2 separate regions of the Homo sapiens genome follow, and region 1 is linked to region 2. A link is an interaction called in ENCODE POLR2A ChIA-PET data of the cell type or tissue named here. Cell type or tissue: Panc1. All regions are shown on one strand. Links, peaks and the distances in the headings refer to the core of each region. The heading gives the core; the rest is flanking DNA. Region 1 overlaps AXIN1 (axin 1). Region 2 overlaps FAM234A (family with sequence similarity 234 member A).

Evidence for each region. ChIA-PET counts read pairs that join two places held together with the same protein. Peaks named below come from ENCODE experiments on the same cell type or tissue, not always from the same donor. Only the 100,000 strongest peaks of a DNase experiment are listed, where the experiment ranks them.
Region 1: POLR2A ChIA-PET joins it to region 2 with 10 read pairs; 6 of 35 experiments call an interaction of 5 or more read pairs at or near these places.

Annotation. Positions count from the first base shown.
Region 1 is chr16:307,654-315,980 of GRCh38, forward strand. AXIN1 (axin 1) reads right to left here. Exons shown (of 11, transcript NM_003502.4): 3 at 6,890-7,030; 4 at 2,320-2,416. Among named protein-coding and RNA genes, the nearest start is that of PDIA2, 29 kb to the left of the region's middle. RefSeq lists enhancers at 1,761-2,275, 2,276-2,790. In Panc1, for the core only: no CTCF peak of the experiment used is centred there; no DNase peak of the experiment used is centred there.
Region 2 is chr16:245,558-253,884 of GRCh38, forward strand. FAM234A (family with sequence similarity 234 member A) reads left to right here. Exons shown (of 13, transcript NM_032039.4): 2 at 3,992-4,097. Among named protein-coding and RNA genes, the nearest start is that of FAM234A, 15 kb to the left of the region's middle. In Panc1, for the core only: no CTCF peak of the experiment used is centred there; a DNase peak (open chromatin) is centred at 4,904.

The DNA of each region.
Region 1 (8,327 bases), core at 68-8,067, 62 kb after region 2:
CGTGGGTGCAGCCACAACAGGGTTCTGCTCCTATGAGCGTCTAAGCTACTCCCCTCCTGCTGTCCCTGCTGCAGAGCCATGGACTCACCAGAGAAACGGCATAGCTTTTGCAAAACCAAGGCCCTCAACAGAGCAGAAGTGGGCAGTGCAACCACGGCACGTCCTGCTAGCTTATCGGCTTCCTGGGCCTCCCCCCGCCTCTGCTCACCACCATCCTCGGGTCCAGTTTCCCAGTAGCAGCAGTGAGCAGGCCCCGGGCAGCTGTGCCCGTGATGTGGGTTTCTCACTTGGGCCTCTGGCTGAGGGACCTCCCACCGAAGGTTCCAACCACAGCCCCACCTGACAGGCCACATGGACCTGATGCAGGTTCCTACAGAGCCTCCGATGAGGTTGTTTGCTGCAGACTGTTCACACAGAAACGCACACTGCGGCCCCCACCCCACCACACAAGGGCCCTCTGGGGGTGCGGAACGCAGCAGGGCCTGCTCCTGTCTGTGCCTGCCGCCTCTGTTGGCTTTCATCTTCCTGGCGACTCAAATGTGACCCTCCAGGACCTGAGGGCTCTGTGCTTCCCTCGGTTCTGGAAGGTTCTGACGACGACACCAGGGACTCGCCATAGGCATCCTCTTTTCTCTGTGTTGCATCCTGAGAGGTCTTTCCAGGTCCACGTTCCAGGCACCAACGCACTCCACAGCTTCTGTCCTTCCTGACCCTTCTGAGGGGAGGTTGTCTGCCTGATGCCCCCTCATCCAGAGTCTGTGGCATGCACTTTCTACACACGAAGACTCTGACCAGCACCCCAAAATCGGGGCACCCCTGTGGACAGAAGCCTCCCGCGGGCCTCAGCCCACTCAAGCCCCGTCCTCATGGGCACAGAGGGCTGTTCCGGGCCTGTGGTTGCTCAGCTGTCTTGTCTCTCGGGCCTCCGTCATCCCAGCGGCTCCGCGGGTTCTTGACGTTCAGGACCTGTGACTTGAAAATCAGAGGCCGGTGGCTGTGCAGGTGCCCTCGACTTGGGCTGTGACCTCATGATAGCCTTGGGCCATGCCTGGCAGGCAGGGCCCCAGATCTTCCACAGCACAAGCACGCACACACGCACGCACCCACACACAGCCTACAGTGTCAGCCACTTTTTGTTAAGTAGACACCATCAGTGCCTAGTTTTAGCCAAACCTGAGTCAAGGGTTGGCTGGCATCTTCTCAGAAGTGATAACAAACCAACATCCTTTCTTTTCAACCATAAAGAAATTCCTGACTTGGAAACTGATGTCTGCAGAAAAGCTAAAAGGCTAAGAAATCCTGACCAAGACTGTGTCAGTGCTCTCAAAATGCCTACTTCCCTGCACAGACACTCAGATGGTCACGTGGTTTAACCTCAGACACCGCGGCTAACAGTGCGTTGCGCAGTGGCTCACACCTGTAATCCCAGCACTTTGGGAGGCTGAAACGGGCGGATCACGAGGTCAGGAGATCGAGACCATCCTGGCTAATACGGTGAAACCCCATCTCTACTAAAAATACAAAAAATTAGCCGGGCGTGGTGGCAGGCGCCTGTACTCCCAGCTACTCGGGAGGCTGAGGCAGGAGAATGACGTGAACCCGGGAGGCAGAGCTTGCAGTGACAGCAAAACTCCTATCTCAAAAAAAAAAAAAGAAAACACTTTTCTCATCTTCCCGTAACATCTTTCCTGTTCAAAGTCAACCCATCAAAATAAGGAAAGATCATTAATCTGTTCATCAGCGCAGGAATGCTCTGTAGACGGAGTCAGGCTGTGCTGGGCTCCAGCTAGCACTCAGCTCCATGACCTACTGCCCAGCCAAGCCCCCATGCCCGAGACTGGGCAAAGGTGCCATTATTCTATGCAACAGCGAAAGCCAAGGCAGCTTTAAAGTCAAGACGTTTACCTGGAGACGACCACTGTTCAGCCACAAAAACACCAAGTTTTCCCCAAGGGCTGTGCAGGGGCCAGGCCTGGGCTCTGAGTCTTGAGAAAGGCTCAGAGCTCCCCCTCTTGAGGGGAAGCATCCACCTTCACAAGGCAAGACACTTCCTGCCACCAGGGAGGGTGTGGCCTTGGGGCATGGGGGCTCTTCTGAATGAACAGCTCCCTCTGGGCCCTAAATGCTGCCTGAGACTTGATGTCCCCTGCTGCCCTCAGGGACTGGCCACTTGCAGATGTTGCTGGGATCACACGCTTACGCCTAGAGGTAAGCCTGGCTCGTGGGAGGCCAGGCAAGTGCCTTTCCCGCGGACCAGTTCACCAGGCCCACGCTGAGCGGGGAGGACGATGGGCTGAGGACCGCAAAGCCGGTACTTACGGGAATGTGAGGTAGGGGCACCCGCCCATTGACCTGCACGCTCTCCTGCATCTCCCTGCGGTGCTGCTTACGGATCCTGTATGGGGGGATCCCATCCCTGTCCAGGAGAAAGAGGCAGCCGTTAACTCAGAGAGGAGCAGGAGGGCCAGCACCGTGCCAATAGAGCTCCTGGCCCCGACCGCCGGTCAGCAGGCAATGATGAGGACACCTGTGAGCCACCACCACTGAGACACGTGCACACAGGTGATGCAGGCACCCATGTGTGCACAGGGGAACATGTACACACAAAGGTTCACACGTGATGGTAAAGCCCAGGTGCCCAGCCACGCGTCTTCCTAGCTGGTATTTACTGGGCACCTCCACAAAGCCTCCTTGTGCCTGCCTGTTCTTTAGGGCCTGACAGCTAAGAGTGGTTTCTACATTTTTTTTTCTTCTTTTTTTTGAGATGGAGTCTCGCTCTGTCGCCCAGGCTGGAGTGCAGTGGCACAATCTCGGCTCACTGCAAGCTCCACCTCCCGGGTTCACGCTATTCTCCTGCCTCAGCCTCCTGAGTAGCTGGGACTACAGGTGCCCGCCACCACGCCCAGCTAATTTTTTTGTATTTTTAGTAGACACGGGGTTTCACTGTGTTAGCCAGGAGAGTCTCGATCTCCTGACCTCGTGATCCGCCCGCCTCGGCCTCGCAAAGTGCTGGGAGTAATTACAGGCGCAAGCCACGGCGCCCGGCCAAGGTTTCTACATTTTTAAAGGGTGGGGGAAGAATCTGTGACAGGGACTGCATGCGGCTGCAAAGCCTCACATATTCACTGCCAGCCCTGCACGGGAAACGTTTGCTGGCCCCTGCTTGTGGCCTAGACCACTGTGCAGTGTGCCTGCCTTGGAGGGCATTGCTAAATGGACCAAAAACATTTCAGGATTGCACAGTGGGCAGCCAGGACAACCAGTGCCCCACGGAAAGATAGGAGATGCCAAGGCTGCACACTCTGCTTCTCTCCAGGAGCTGGCAGGGCAGTGTGGTCTCTGAGGGAGGCACAAGGTAGCTCTTTAGCAACAGGTTTTCTTTTATTTTTTTCTTTTTGAGACGGAGTCTTGCTCTGTCGCCCAGGCTGGAGTGTAGTGGCGCGATCTCGGATCACTGCAAGCCGCTCCCGGGTTCACGCCATTCTCCTGCCTCAGCCTCCCGAGTAGCTGGGACTACAGGTGCCCGCCACCACGCCCGGCTAATTTTTTGTATTATTTAGTAGAGACGGGGTTTCACTGTGTTAACCACGATGGTCTCAATCTCCTGACCCCGTGATCCGCCTGCCTCGGCCTCCCAAACTGCTGGGATTACAGGCATGCGCCACCGCGCCCAGCCCGCAACAGGTTTTCTTTATGAACCCTTTAGAAGATCATTAAAACACGAAAGTCAGATTATACATGGTCTGAATAATTACCCCAGGGTTAAGATAACTCACGCACAACCATCCTTCATGAAAGCCCTCGCCCTCTCCCAGCTATTAGAAAAGCTGCCTTCGGGCTGGGCGCAGTGGCTCATGCCTGTCATCCCAGCACTGTGGGAGGCCGAGGCGGGCGGATCACGAGGTCAGGAGATCGAGACCATCCTGGCTAACACGGTGAAACCCCGTCTCTACTAAAAATACAAAAAATTAGCCAGGTGTGGTGGCGAGTGCCTGTAGTCCCAGCTACTCGGGAGGCTGAGGCAGGAGAATGGCGTGAACCCGGGAGGCGGAGGTTGCAGTGAGGCGAGATTGTGCCACTGCACTCCAGTCTGGGCAACAGAGCAAGACTACGTCTCAAAAAAGAAAAGGAAGAAAGAAAGAAAAGCTGCCTTCGGAAGCACGGCAGCTCCAGGGATCCGTGCCGCACCCAGGGGCCTCTCAGAGCTGCCAGGAGACACAGGACGACTGAAGAGAGCGCCCGACCCAGGGCTGCGTGGCAGACACGGCAACTCCTGAGGCATCCTCGGCTGTCACAGCACCACTGAGTGTTGTGGGCAATGGTGAGCCGAGTCCAGGTCTGGCTCAGCCACGGTGGGCGTCAGGAACAAGTGAATCTAAAACTCACCTAACACTTGCCTCGGGGTTTGTTGAAGTGTCCTGAAGCCACCAACCTACTGGTTTCTTAGACATGATACTTGGATTGGGTAACCTCCACAGGCCTCCGTGGATTAGACACTGACCCCACATCTGTGTCCACAGCCCACAGCCTCTCGAGTGCCATGTGGAATGTTGTGAGCTTGCCGCCAGCACAAAAGCTGAGGGCAGCTGCCCCACCGGAATGATGCTCTTCACCTGTCCACTTTTTACCTCTGATTTGCTTTCGAGTACGTGTAGCAATTTCACATTCCAAATTGTTAAACACTTCAGTACAAACCAAGATGAACAGAATATCAAGAAAAAAAATACCTATTTATTTTAGGTCCTCCCTTTAGGAAACATATGTCCCTTTTCTTGGAGAGAATTAGGAGACTTTTTGAGAAAACTGAGTTGGCAGGTTACTTTTTGTTGTAGTAACAGAGTTTTGGGGAAGAGGGAAACCAGATGCTAGGATGCATGTCAGGCGCTCCGTGGGCTGCACTGCACCCAACCACCTGGCCCGAGGCTTCAGGACCACGGCAGGCACTGCTTCAACTCCAGTAACCTCAAGTCAGGTGCTGCTAAAATCACGTCAACATTTTATTTTGAAGATTCAAAATTAAACGAGGATGAAAGAAACCAGGAGAAGCCACACACAGCAGCTCTGCCCGGAAGGGGCAGGGAGCTGCCCCTGCACTACCACAGCTACCTGGGGAAAAACCAAGGGGCCAAGACCTACGGCAATGTGGGCTGGCTGAATCTGGTTCAGAAACAGAATGTGACAACTTGTTCTCCTCATCTGAAATTCAGGTTTTGGAAAAATGTTTAAAGACAGGCAAATGAAAAGAACAAACCAGCCAGGCACAGTGGCTCATGCCCATAATCCCAGCACTCGTGAGGCTGAAGTGGGTGCAGTTTGCGCCCAGGAGTTGGAGACTGCATAGTGAGGCCTCGTCTCCACAAAAATAATCATCATCATCAGCCGGATGCAGTGGCTCATGCCCGTAATCCCAGCACTCATGAGGCTGAAGTGGGTGCACCGTTTGAGCCTCGGAGTTCGAGACTGCATAGTGAGGCCTCGTCTCCACAAAAATTATAATAATCATTAGCCAGGCGTGGTGGCGCACGCTTGTAGCCTCAGCAACTCTGAAGGCTGAGGCAGAATTGCTTGGGACCAGGAGACAGAAGCTACAGTAAGCCAAGATCGCACCATTGCAGTCCAGCCTGGGTGACAGTGAGATCCTGTCTCAAAATGAAAAGAACCATAAAAATGGTACATACAGTGGGACCATCACTTAAAACATATTCATAAAAAGATGGGCAGAATCACCAGTAGGTGAGAAGTCCCTCTCTCCTCCTCCAGCCCTATCCAGATCTCCAGGCTTTCCTCATGGAGAACCCAGCTAAGCGGGAAAGACATCTGGGACACCACTGGCCGCAGTGGGGATGGAGGGTGGTGGTCCGCGGGCTCCAGCTGCTCACAAGTTCATAGCCGCTGGCTTCCTCCAATGCTGAGGCTGCTGCAGGGAGACCCTGGTTCCTGCGGCTCGGCCCCAGCCCTGGCTAGGATGGCTGGTGGGCAGGTGGCGTGTGGCGCACAGACCAGAGCTGGGAAGGTCTGAGCTTCATGGGTAACCAAAACCCCAAATGACCCCCACAGGCTGGCAGCCAGTGCCCTACTGCAACAAGACTGTTGGCATCATCTAATGGCTGGGGTGTACATAGGTCCCAAAAAGCCAGCTGCGAAGCACAGGGGAAGAGGTCATAAAACAAGCACGTTCCTACACATGGGGTTTCCCTGGACAATGAAAGAATAAGCTTCTGCCTGTCACCTCGAGCGTCACACATGTGTGGCCCAGGCCTCAGCACAACCACAGCATCTTCCCTCACTCCTGCTCCCAGCCCCTTGCCAAGTGGGTGACAGGGACAAGACAGGACCCTGTACTGCACCAGCGTCGGCAGAAACGCCACCCTCAGGGACCACATCACTCGCCACAGCCAGTGGTGAGGCAGCTGGCCTGTGCCTGTCTTTAAGCTGAAACCCCAGACTCTGAAAACCAAAGAGCAAACTCTAGCCCGGGCAGCCTACAGACTGTCTTAGGTTCACCCTCGATCCTTCCTCATAGGGAGGTCCCAGCAGCCCTGGTCACAGAGAGAAGCAACCGACACAAAGCTGAGCCCTCACTTGTACTGCTTGGAGGACAGCCTCTGCGGTACAGCCTGCCTGCATGTCCAGACGCACTCTCACTGAGACCTGGGGAGCCAGGAAACACTTTTCCTGAAGACAAAGCCCAGGCATCTCTGGGTCAGCACGAAGCCCCCTCTGAGCTGGCCGCGCTCTGCAGCAGGGTGGGACTTACACGCTGCCATCCGCAAGAAACAGGGTGTCTGGGGCAGGACTTACACATTGCTGTCCTCAAGGGACAAGGTGTCTGGGACCGGACTTACACACTGCTGTCCGTGAGGGACTGGGTATCCGGGGCGGGACTTACACGCTGCTGTCCGTGAGGGACAGGGTGTCTGCATCGCTGGACAGGCTCTGCTGCTCGCTGTCGTTGGCACTGGTGGCTGGGGCCAGGGCATAGCCGGCATTGACATAATAGGGGTTGACTGGCTCCCGCCAGGATCCATACCTGCAAACAGGCAAGCAGGGCATGTTAGTGACAGCCTGCCAACAGCCTCTCATTTTATTTCACATTTTCATGTTATCTGAATATCTCAATGTATTAATTAAAAACACAAGCAATTTGGAGAAAATAAGGAGCATGGAGAAAAGACCAACATCTCCACCTGTCCTCTTGTCCCTCTGTCCTTTTCAACGGGGTGCATTAAAGCACCGGGCATCTTTCCAGATCTCTCCTCTGATTTTAGGCGGGGGCTTTGGTGCACACACAGAGCATCCACACGTGATCATTTGGGTTTGTTTTCCGTGCACGGTACTAGAAATGGGACGCAGATGTTCTGCTCATTCTGCAGTGCGCGTCGGGAGAGGACACTGGGTTTTGATCAGGATGAGGCCCTTGGGATTCAGCTCAGACGTCTCTGCACCTGTGCCCAAGTCCAAGCATGGCCACGGGACTGATGTCAGGGCCGGTATGTGACAGTGTGTGTGGGTGGTGCCACCTCCTGTCCCCCTACCTAGAGCAGAGGTTCCTCCCCAGCTCCTGGGACGATTCACCTCCTCTTGTTACTGCAAAATTAGCCAGGAAATGACACCTTTTTTCAATCTGCACTTCCCTGATTAATGGTCAGATTGGCAGTTTAGCGTATTTGTCATTTAAACTTCTTCCTCTTTATCTGTTCATATGGTTTACCATTTTCTATGGGGTGGATTATGAGTTTCTTGGTGATTTACAGAAGTCTTCAAATAGACTTGTTATTAATCTCTGGTTATATACGCAAAAAACATTTTCTCCCTAAATGTCATTTTTCTTTTTAACATTGCTCAGGTTGATTTTGGTCAAACAAAATTTTTCATTTCTATGAAATCAGACAGGCCGGGTGCGGTGGCTCATGCCTTTAATCCCAGCACTTTGGGTGGCCGAGGCAGGCAGATCACGAGGTCAGGAGATCGAGACCATCCTGGCTAACACAGTGAAACCCCGTCTCTACTAAAAATACAAAAAATTAGCTGGGCGTGGTGGCGGGCGCCTGTAGTCCCAGACTACTTCGGAGGCTGAGGCGGGAGAATAGCGTGAACCTGGGAGGCGGAGCTTGCAGTAAGCTGAGATCACGCCACTGCACTCCAGCCTGGGTGACAGAGCAAGACTCTGTCTCAAAAGAAAAAAAAAAAAAAAAAAAAGAACAGCCTGACCAACATGGTGAAACCCCATCTCTAGTAAAAATACAAAAATTAGCTAGGTGTGGTGGCACGCACCTGTAATCCCAGCTACTTGGGAGGCTGAGGCAAGAGAATCGCTTGAACCCGGG
Region 2 (8,327 bases), core at 249-8,248:
TGTTTTGTGGAGCTAACAACAATCTTTTGGCTTCCCTGGGCCACGTTGGAAGAATTGTCTTGGGCCACACATAAAGTACACTAACACTAATGATAGCTGATGAGCTGAAAAAAAAAAATTGCAAAAAAATCTGTGAATGTTTTAAGAAAGTTTCTGAATTTATGTTAGGCCACACTTCAAGCCATCCTGGGCCGAGGGTTGGACAAGCTTGGGTTAGACATTTCATAATATATTTAGTTCATCAGTGTTTTTCTTAATGATTTCCACCTTTGGGGTCATGCGTTCAAGACTTTCCCTAACAATACATAAACATTCTCTTCTATTTTCTTTTAGTTTAATGTTTGTTAAAAATAATGTTTACATTTTTGGCCAGGCGCAGTGGCTCACGCCTGTAATCCCAGCACTTTGAGAGGCTTAGGTGGGCAGATCACGAGGTCAGCAGTTCTAGACCAGCCTGATCATCATGGTGAAACCGTCTCTACTAAAAATACAAAAATTAGCTGGGTGCGGTGGTGGGTGTGGTGGTGGGTGCCTATAGTCCCAGCCACTCAGGAGGCTGAGGCAGGAGAATCGCTTGAACCCAGGAGGCAGAGGTTGCAGTGAGCCAAGATCACGCCATTGTACTCCCGCCTAGGTGACAGAGCAAGATTCTGTCTCAAAAAAATAATAATAATAATAATAATGTTTACATTTTTAATTCATTTGGAGTTTATCTTGATTGGTGGATTTTTTTTTTTTTTTGTGACGAGGTCTCACTCTCACCCAGGCTGGAGCACAGTGGTGCAGTCTCGGCTCACCGCAACCTCTGCCTCCTGGGTTCAAGCAGTTCTCCTGCCTCAGCCTCCTGAGTAGGTGGTGGCTTTTTTTTTTTTTTTTTTTTTTGAGATAGTCTTGCTCTGTCGCCCAGGCTGGAGTGCAGTGGTGCGATCTTGGCTCACTGCAAGCTCTGCCTCCCGGGTTCACGCCATTCTCCTGCCTCAGCCTCCCGAGTAGCTGGGACTAAAGGTGCCCGCCACCACACCCGGCTAATTTTTTGTATTTTTAGTAGAGATGGGGTTTCACCGTGTTAGCCAGGATGGTCTCAATCTCCTGACCTTGTGATCCGCCCGCTTTGGCCTCCTAAAGTGCTGGTATTACAGGCGTGAGCCACCATGCCCAGCCAGCTGGTGTTTTTTTTTTTTCGATCGATTGGTGTTTTGTTTTGTTTTGTTTTGTTTTTGTTTTTTTCTTTTTTTGAGATGGGGGTCTTGCTCTGTTGCCCAGGCTGGAGTGCAGTGGCACGATCTTGGCTCACTGCAACCTCTGCCTCCCAGGCTCAAGTGATTCTCCTGCCTCAGCCTCCTGAGTAGTTGGGATTATAGGCGCATGCCACCATACTCATCTAATTTTTTTATTTTAGCAGAGGTGGGGTTTCACCATGTTGTTCAGGCTGGTCTCGAACTCCTGACTTCGTGATCTGCCTGCCTCGGCCTCCGAAAGTGCTGGGATTACAGGCGCAAACCACCACGCCCGGTCAGTTGGTGGTTTTTTAATTGATTGATTGTTGGTTTTGTTGTTTTATCGATGTTTTGTTCTGTTTTGTTTTGTTTTGAGACAGAGCTTTACTCTGTGTCACCAGGCTGGAGGGCAGTGGCGTGATCACCACTCATTGCAGCCTCCACTTCCTGGCTTCAAGTGACCCTCCCACCTCAGCTCCTGGGTAGCTAAGACCACAGGCGTGTGCCACCACACCGGGCTGATTTTTTTTTTCTTTCTTTTTAGAAACGGTCTCACCGTGTTGCCCAGGCTGGTCTTGAACTGAACTCAAGCTTTCCATGCGCCTCGGCCTGGCAAAGTGCTGGGATTATAGACATGAGACAACACTCCCAGCCTTATTAATGATTTTTTTTTTTTAAGAGAAGTCTTGCTGTTGTCCCTCAGGCTTGAGTGCGATGGCTCAATCTCGGCTGACTGCAACCTCTGCCTCCCAGGTTCAAACAATTCTCCTGCCCTTGACTCCCAAGTGACTGGGATTAAGGTGCCCGCCACCACGCCCGACTAATTTTTGTATTTTTTAGTAGAGATGGGGTTTCACCATGTTGGCCAGGCTGGTCTCGAACTCCTGACCTCAGGTACTCCGCCTGCCTTGGCCTCCCAAAGGGCTGGGATTATAGGCGTGAGCCACCGCGCCTGGCCTTATTAATGATTTTTAAATCAGTTTCTCACAAACTCTTTTGATCTTAGATCAGTCTGTGTTTTTCATAAATGCCTCAACGGCTGGCTCGGTTTTAGAAACCTGTGTTTGTCAGTTAAAATGATGATCCTCCCAAAAATGTTCAGTGCCATTTTCTACCCTGACCTGGGTTCGCCCAAGTGGTGGGAGAGTCCCCATGGAGGCACTGCGGGGCCTGACTGTCTGGGAACCCTCTCAGAGTGGAGCCCAGTGCTGGGTTCAGGTGGGTGCTCATCTGGTTAAGTCAATTGCCTGCATTGTTTTGCGTCCCGTAATGGGGCTTTGCCTTCTGAAGCCTCTGTTTCTGTCTTCCCTCACACGTATGTGATATGTCTTATTTCATTCTGCTCTGCAGGTGAGGACACTGGACCAATTGTAGATGCTCACAAGACACAGATGACCCAAATCCCCAACCGTGTTACTAATGAGCATTTAGAGAGTTTTTTCCCTTTGTCCTTCTAAATCTTGTTACAGAGATGGTCCGTGCATGGGGGAAATGTTTGTCCTTTCGGCCAGGCTCTCCAATTCAAAAGGCAGGAATTGAGAAAATGACAGTACTTTCTCTGTCCCTGCCACAGAATGTCCAGTTTGGTCTGATTTAACATGACAAATCATGCTGTAGAGATAAGTAAGTAGTTTGAATTTTATTTTTCCTTTAATTTTTAGAAGCCACCTTATAACTCGACCATTCTAGTCACATTTTTTTCATATAGATTGTATACTTTATATACTCCATGCTTATCCACATAGAGAATACTTCTGGAAGGACCCATATGAAACTGGTACCATGCTTCCCCTCTTGAGCCTGGGAGCCACAAGATGAAAGGAGATTTACCCTTTTATAGTTTTTAAGTTTTGTGGGTTTTTTTGAAACAGGGTCTTGTTCTGTTGCCCAGGATGGAGTGCAGTGTCCTGGCCATCGCTCACTGCAGCCTTGACCTCCCGGGCTCAAGCAATCCTCCTGCCTCAGCCTCCTGAGTAGTTGGGACTATAGGTGCCCACCACCACACCTGGCTGATTTTTGTATTTTTGGGTAGAGAAGAAGTGTCCCCTGTTGCCCAGGCTGGTCTCAAACTCCTAGGCTCAAGCGACCCACCTGCCTCAGTCCCCCAAAGTGCTGGGATTACAGGTGTGAGGCAGTGCACCTGGCCCTTTTAAATGTTGTATATATTTATTACTGATTTTTTAAAATTATAAATCCAAACTACATTAATAGTAATTGTCTTGCAGGGTCCTTTGGTCATAGCTTACATATTAGAAGAAGGATTAAGAAAGGGAGTGATATAATTTACTAGCTTGAGGTCTGCATTTGGATTGACTTTACTAAGCTTGCTGTGAACTCCAAGGAACAGAAAACCCAGAATACAGGCCGGGCGGCATCTTCAGAGGAAGAGGCCCTTTCCCCTTTGCCTTGCTTGCTTCCAGGCTGGCTGTGGGGGGATGCAGTCTCCCCTTGAGGGTCAGGAGATGTCTGGCCATCATCTGGTAGTTAGAGTGGGATGAACCGAACAAGGGCAGACTTCTCGGTCTGTTCTTCTCTGCTTGGCTCCACCCTGGAATCAGCTGGAGAGTGCCAGCAGCTGCTCCTGACTGGGACCCCACACCCAAAGTGGCCAACTTAGTCCTTCTGGGGGTGGCATCAGGATTGCGAAAGCACCCAAGTTATTTTCATGTGGAGCCACCACTGAGAGTCATGTCTTTGGGAGGATCTAAGTTCCTGACCTGCCACCTTCGCAGGCTGCCTGAGCTGCACTTGACAAGTGGCTTTATGATCCCTAGGTCCACCTGGGCTTGCGAAGGCACAGATTCCCCGTCCACAGCTCACGACCAGATGCACCAGCAGGAGTCCACATCGAGGACGTCCTCCGGGCACTCCCACGACCAGGTAGGTGAGGACTGGTGGGCCCGTGGCTGGATGGGTGGTGTTTTCAGATTCCTGGTGGTGGCGGTTGATGCCCCTCCTTGAGTAGTGCTTTCCTGCACGCTTTCTTTGATGCTCTAGCTCCCACCAGATGAGGACAGCTGAGGCTCAGAGCTCGAATTTCTTGGCTGCAATTTTAAAGCTCTTAAGTTTAAAGCCGTAAAGATAGAAATCCAGAATTATAACATTCTGGTTCTTACTCCGTTTTTTTCTTTCCTTTGCCAAAGGAATCTATGTTTTATTTATTTATTATTTAAAAAAAATTTTTCTTTTTAGACGGAGTCTCGCTCTGTCGCCCAGGCTGGAGTGCAGTGGCGCGATCTCGGCTCACTGCAAGCTCCACCTCCCGGGTTCACGCCGTTCTCCTGCCGCAGCCTCCTATAGGCGCATGCCGCCACACCCAGCTAATTTTTTGTATTCTTAGTAGAGACGGGGTTTCACCGTGTTAGCCAGGATGCTCTAGATCTCCTGACCTCGTGATCCTCCCACCTCGGCCTCTCAAAGTGCTGGGACTACAGGCGTGAGCCACCGCGCCCGGCCAGGAATCTATGTTTTAAACATTTCACACATCCCTTCCTTGGGGACATGGTGGCTAGATTTGCTGAATTAATGGCCGTCTCCTCTTCTTCCAGCCCTGGCCCCAGCCCCTCAGGCCCTGGCAATGAGGCACTCCTACGTTCTGTTGCTGGCTTTTTCCCTAGTTACCTTTTCCAGACAACCCACGTCCTGCCTTCCCCACCCCCATGCCAGCTGCTTGGGTTTAATGAGGTCCTTGGTCGCGACTCATTGTTTGATTTTCCGTGTTCTAACTCACTGCCTTTGATAAGCACACCTTTTCTGACTTCCAAGATGTTAAAACTTAAGCCTCAGCACCTAGGAGAATGCACACATTTTTTCTTATTGTGGTAAAATGTACATAACGTAAAATTTGCCATTAGTAACATTTGGTATGATCACAGCATTTTGTAACCATCACCACTATTTTCATCATCCCACAAAGAAACCCTCAGCCCATAGCAGTCATTCCCGACTCTCCCTGTTCCGCACCTGGCCCCCACGAGTCTACTCCCTGCCTCTGTGGATTTGCCTGTTCTGGGCGTTTCACACTACAGGGGACCTTCGTGTCCTAGTCATTGCATTTAGCATAATTTTATAATGTGTCAGAATTTTAGTTTTTACCATGGCTGAAAAACACACCACTGCATTATGGTGTAATTATGCACTGTATTATGGATAGGCCACATTTTGTTTATCCATTCATATGTTTTGTTTTGTTTTGTTTTTGAGAAGGAGTCTCCCTCTATTGCCCAGGCTGGAGTGCAATGGTGCAATCTTGGCTCACTGCAACTTCCACCTCCCGGGTTCAAGCGATTCTCCTGCCTCAGCCTCCCGAGTAGCTGGGATTACAAGCGCCTGCCACCATGCCCATCTAGTTTTTTTGTATTTTTAGTAGAGATGGCTTTCACCATATTGGCCAGGCTGGTCTCGAACGCCTGACCTCGTAATCCTCCCGCCTTGGCCTCTCAAAGTGTTGGGATCACAGGCGTGAGCCACTGCGCCCAGCCGATACGTTCATATGTTGTTGGACATCTGGGTTGTTTCTACATTTTGGCTGTTGTTAATAATGAACCAATATGAACATTTATTTACAAGTTTTTGTTTGAGCCTCTGCAGTAGGGTTTTTTTTTGTTTTGTTTTTTTTGAGATGGGGTCTTGCTCTGTCACCCAGGTGGCAGTGCAGTGGCGTGATCTCAGCTCACTGCAGCCTCCACCCCCCTGGGCTCTAGTGATCTTCCTACCCCAGCCTCCGGGTAGCTGAGACCACGGGCGAGCGCCGCCATACCCAACTAATTTTTTTGGTATTTTTAGTAGAGACAGAGTCTCGCCACATTGCCCAGGCTGTTCTCAAACTCCTGAGGTCAAGCACTCCACTCACTCGGACTCCCAGAGTGCTGCGATTACAGGCATAAGCCACCATGCCTAGCCAGGTTTTTTTTTTTTTTTTTTTTTTTTTTTAAGAGATGGGGTCTTGGCCAGGCGTGGTGGCTCATGCCTGTAATCCCAGCAGTTTGGGAGGCCAGTGCGGGTGGATCACGAGGTCAGGAGATCGAGACCATCCTGGCTAACATGGTGAAACCCCATCTCTACTAAAAATACAAAAAATTAGCCAGGCATGGTGGCGGACGCCCATAGTCCCAGCTATTCGGGAGGCTGAGGCAGGAGAATGGTGTGAACGGGGGAGGCAGAGCTTACAGTGAGCCAAGATCATGCCACTGCACTCTAGCCTGGGCGACAGAATGAGACTCCGTCTCAAAAAAAAAAAAAAAAAAAGAGATGGGTCTCTCTGTTGCCCAGGCTAGAGTGCGGTGGCATGATCAGAGCTCACTGCAGCCTCGAGCAATCCTCAAGGGATCCTCCTGCTTTGGCCTCCCAAAGTACTGGCATTACAGGCATGAGCCACCGTGCTGGCCATGTCTCTGTTTTTCTGTTTTTTGTTTTTTTTTTTTTTTTGAGACAGAGTCTCACTGTCGCCCAGGCTGGAGTGCAGTGGCGCGATCTTGGCTCACTACAACCTCTGCCTCCCAGGTTCAAGCCATTCTCCTGCCTCAGCCTCCCGAGTAGCTGGGACTACAGGCGCCCGCCACCATGCCCAGCTAATTTTTGTATTTTTAGTAGAGATGCGGTTTTCACCATGTTGTCCAGGATGGTCTCAATCTCTTGACCTTGTGATCTGCCTGCCTCGGCCTCTCAAAAGTGCTGGGATTACAGCCGTGAGCCACCGTGCCCGGCCGGAAAGTCTGTTTTTAATTCTTGTGGGTGTACACCTAGGACTGGACTTGCTGGAGAGTATGGTAGTTCTGTGTTTAACTTTTTGAGGATCTGCCAGACTGTGTTTCACAGCAGCGGCATCATTTTACAGTCCCACCAGCAACGTACGATGTTCTGATTTCTCCACATCCTCACCCAGACTCGTCGTTTTTCCCTTTTAAAATTAAAGCCATTCTAGTGTCATACACAGGTTATTAAGTGAGTTACTTTTATTATATAATTAGGCAAAGACAAAGTCCGAGTGAACAGTTTAAAACAAAAGCCAGCAGTCCCTTATCTCTCTGTCTTCCTGACCCTTCCCCAGAGGGTGCGGCTTTCAGCTCAGCTTTTCCTCGCCTTCCCTCGCTGACCTCCGCACGCCCTCTTTCATCTTTCACCCCTCCCTTTGCTGTGAACTGTTGACTTCCTTTTTGGGTAGGTGAAGGTTTTACCTCAAATCTGCATGATCACGTCCAGTCTCTCAGTATGATGTGTTAGGACATCGGTTTGGTTGTTTAAAAGGAACCAAAATAACAAAAATCTTGCCTGAGACAAAATGGAAGTTTGTTTTTTTCTCGTTTTATACAGTCGAAGCAGCTCAGGCTGGGTGGTGGTGGTTGGCAGATATCAGGGGCCCTGTGCCTTTCCCATGTTCAAATGTGTTTTCCGTTTTGGTTTCTAAGACGGCGACTGCCGGTTTCCCCACCGCATCCACCCCCGGTCCGGCCAGCAGGAACCAGGGGAAGGAGAGGGCATGTTTTTCCCCTCAGAATTGGGGCTCAGAAGTTACTCCCAGCACCGAGCTCACTCAACACAGCTGTCCCCTGTCCTCCCCTGCGGACTTCTGTTTGAATATATTTTATTTTATTTTTTTCTAGTTAGTCTGTGCTTATCCATGAACATATTTTATTAATAATAATTAGGTAGTGTTTGAATGTTTACTGTGTATCATATGATCTTATAAGTACTTTATATGCATTTAATTTTTTTTTTTGAGACGGAGTGTCACTCTGTCGCCCAGGCTGGAGTGCACTGGCGTGATCTCGGCTCACTGCAAGCTCCGCCTCCCGGGTTCACGCCATTCTCCAGCCTCAGCCTCCCAAGTAGCTGGGACTACAGGTGCCCGCCACCGTGCCCTGCTAATTTTTTGTATTTTTAGTAGAGATGGGGTTTCACCGAGTTAGCCAGGATGGTCTTGATCTCCTGACCTCGTGATCCGCACGCCTCGGCCTGCCAAAGTACTGGGATTACAGGTGTGAGCCACCACGCCCGGCTACATTTAATTATTTAATCCTTAGAACAGGCTTCTAAAGTAGATATTGTTTGTTTTACAGATAAGGAAACTGAGGCACAGTTCAGTCAAAGCACATGTCCTGGTCACACAGC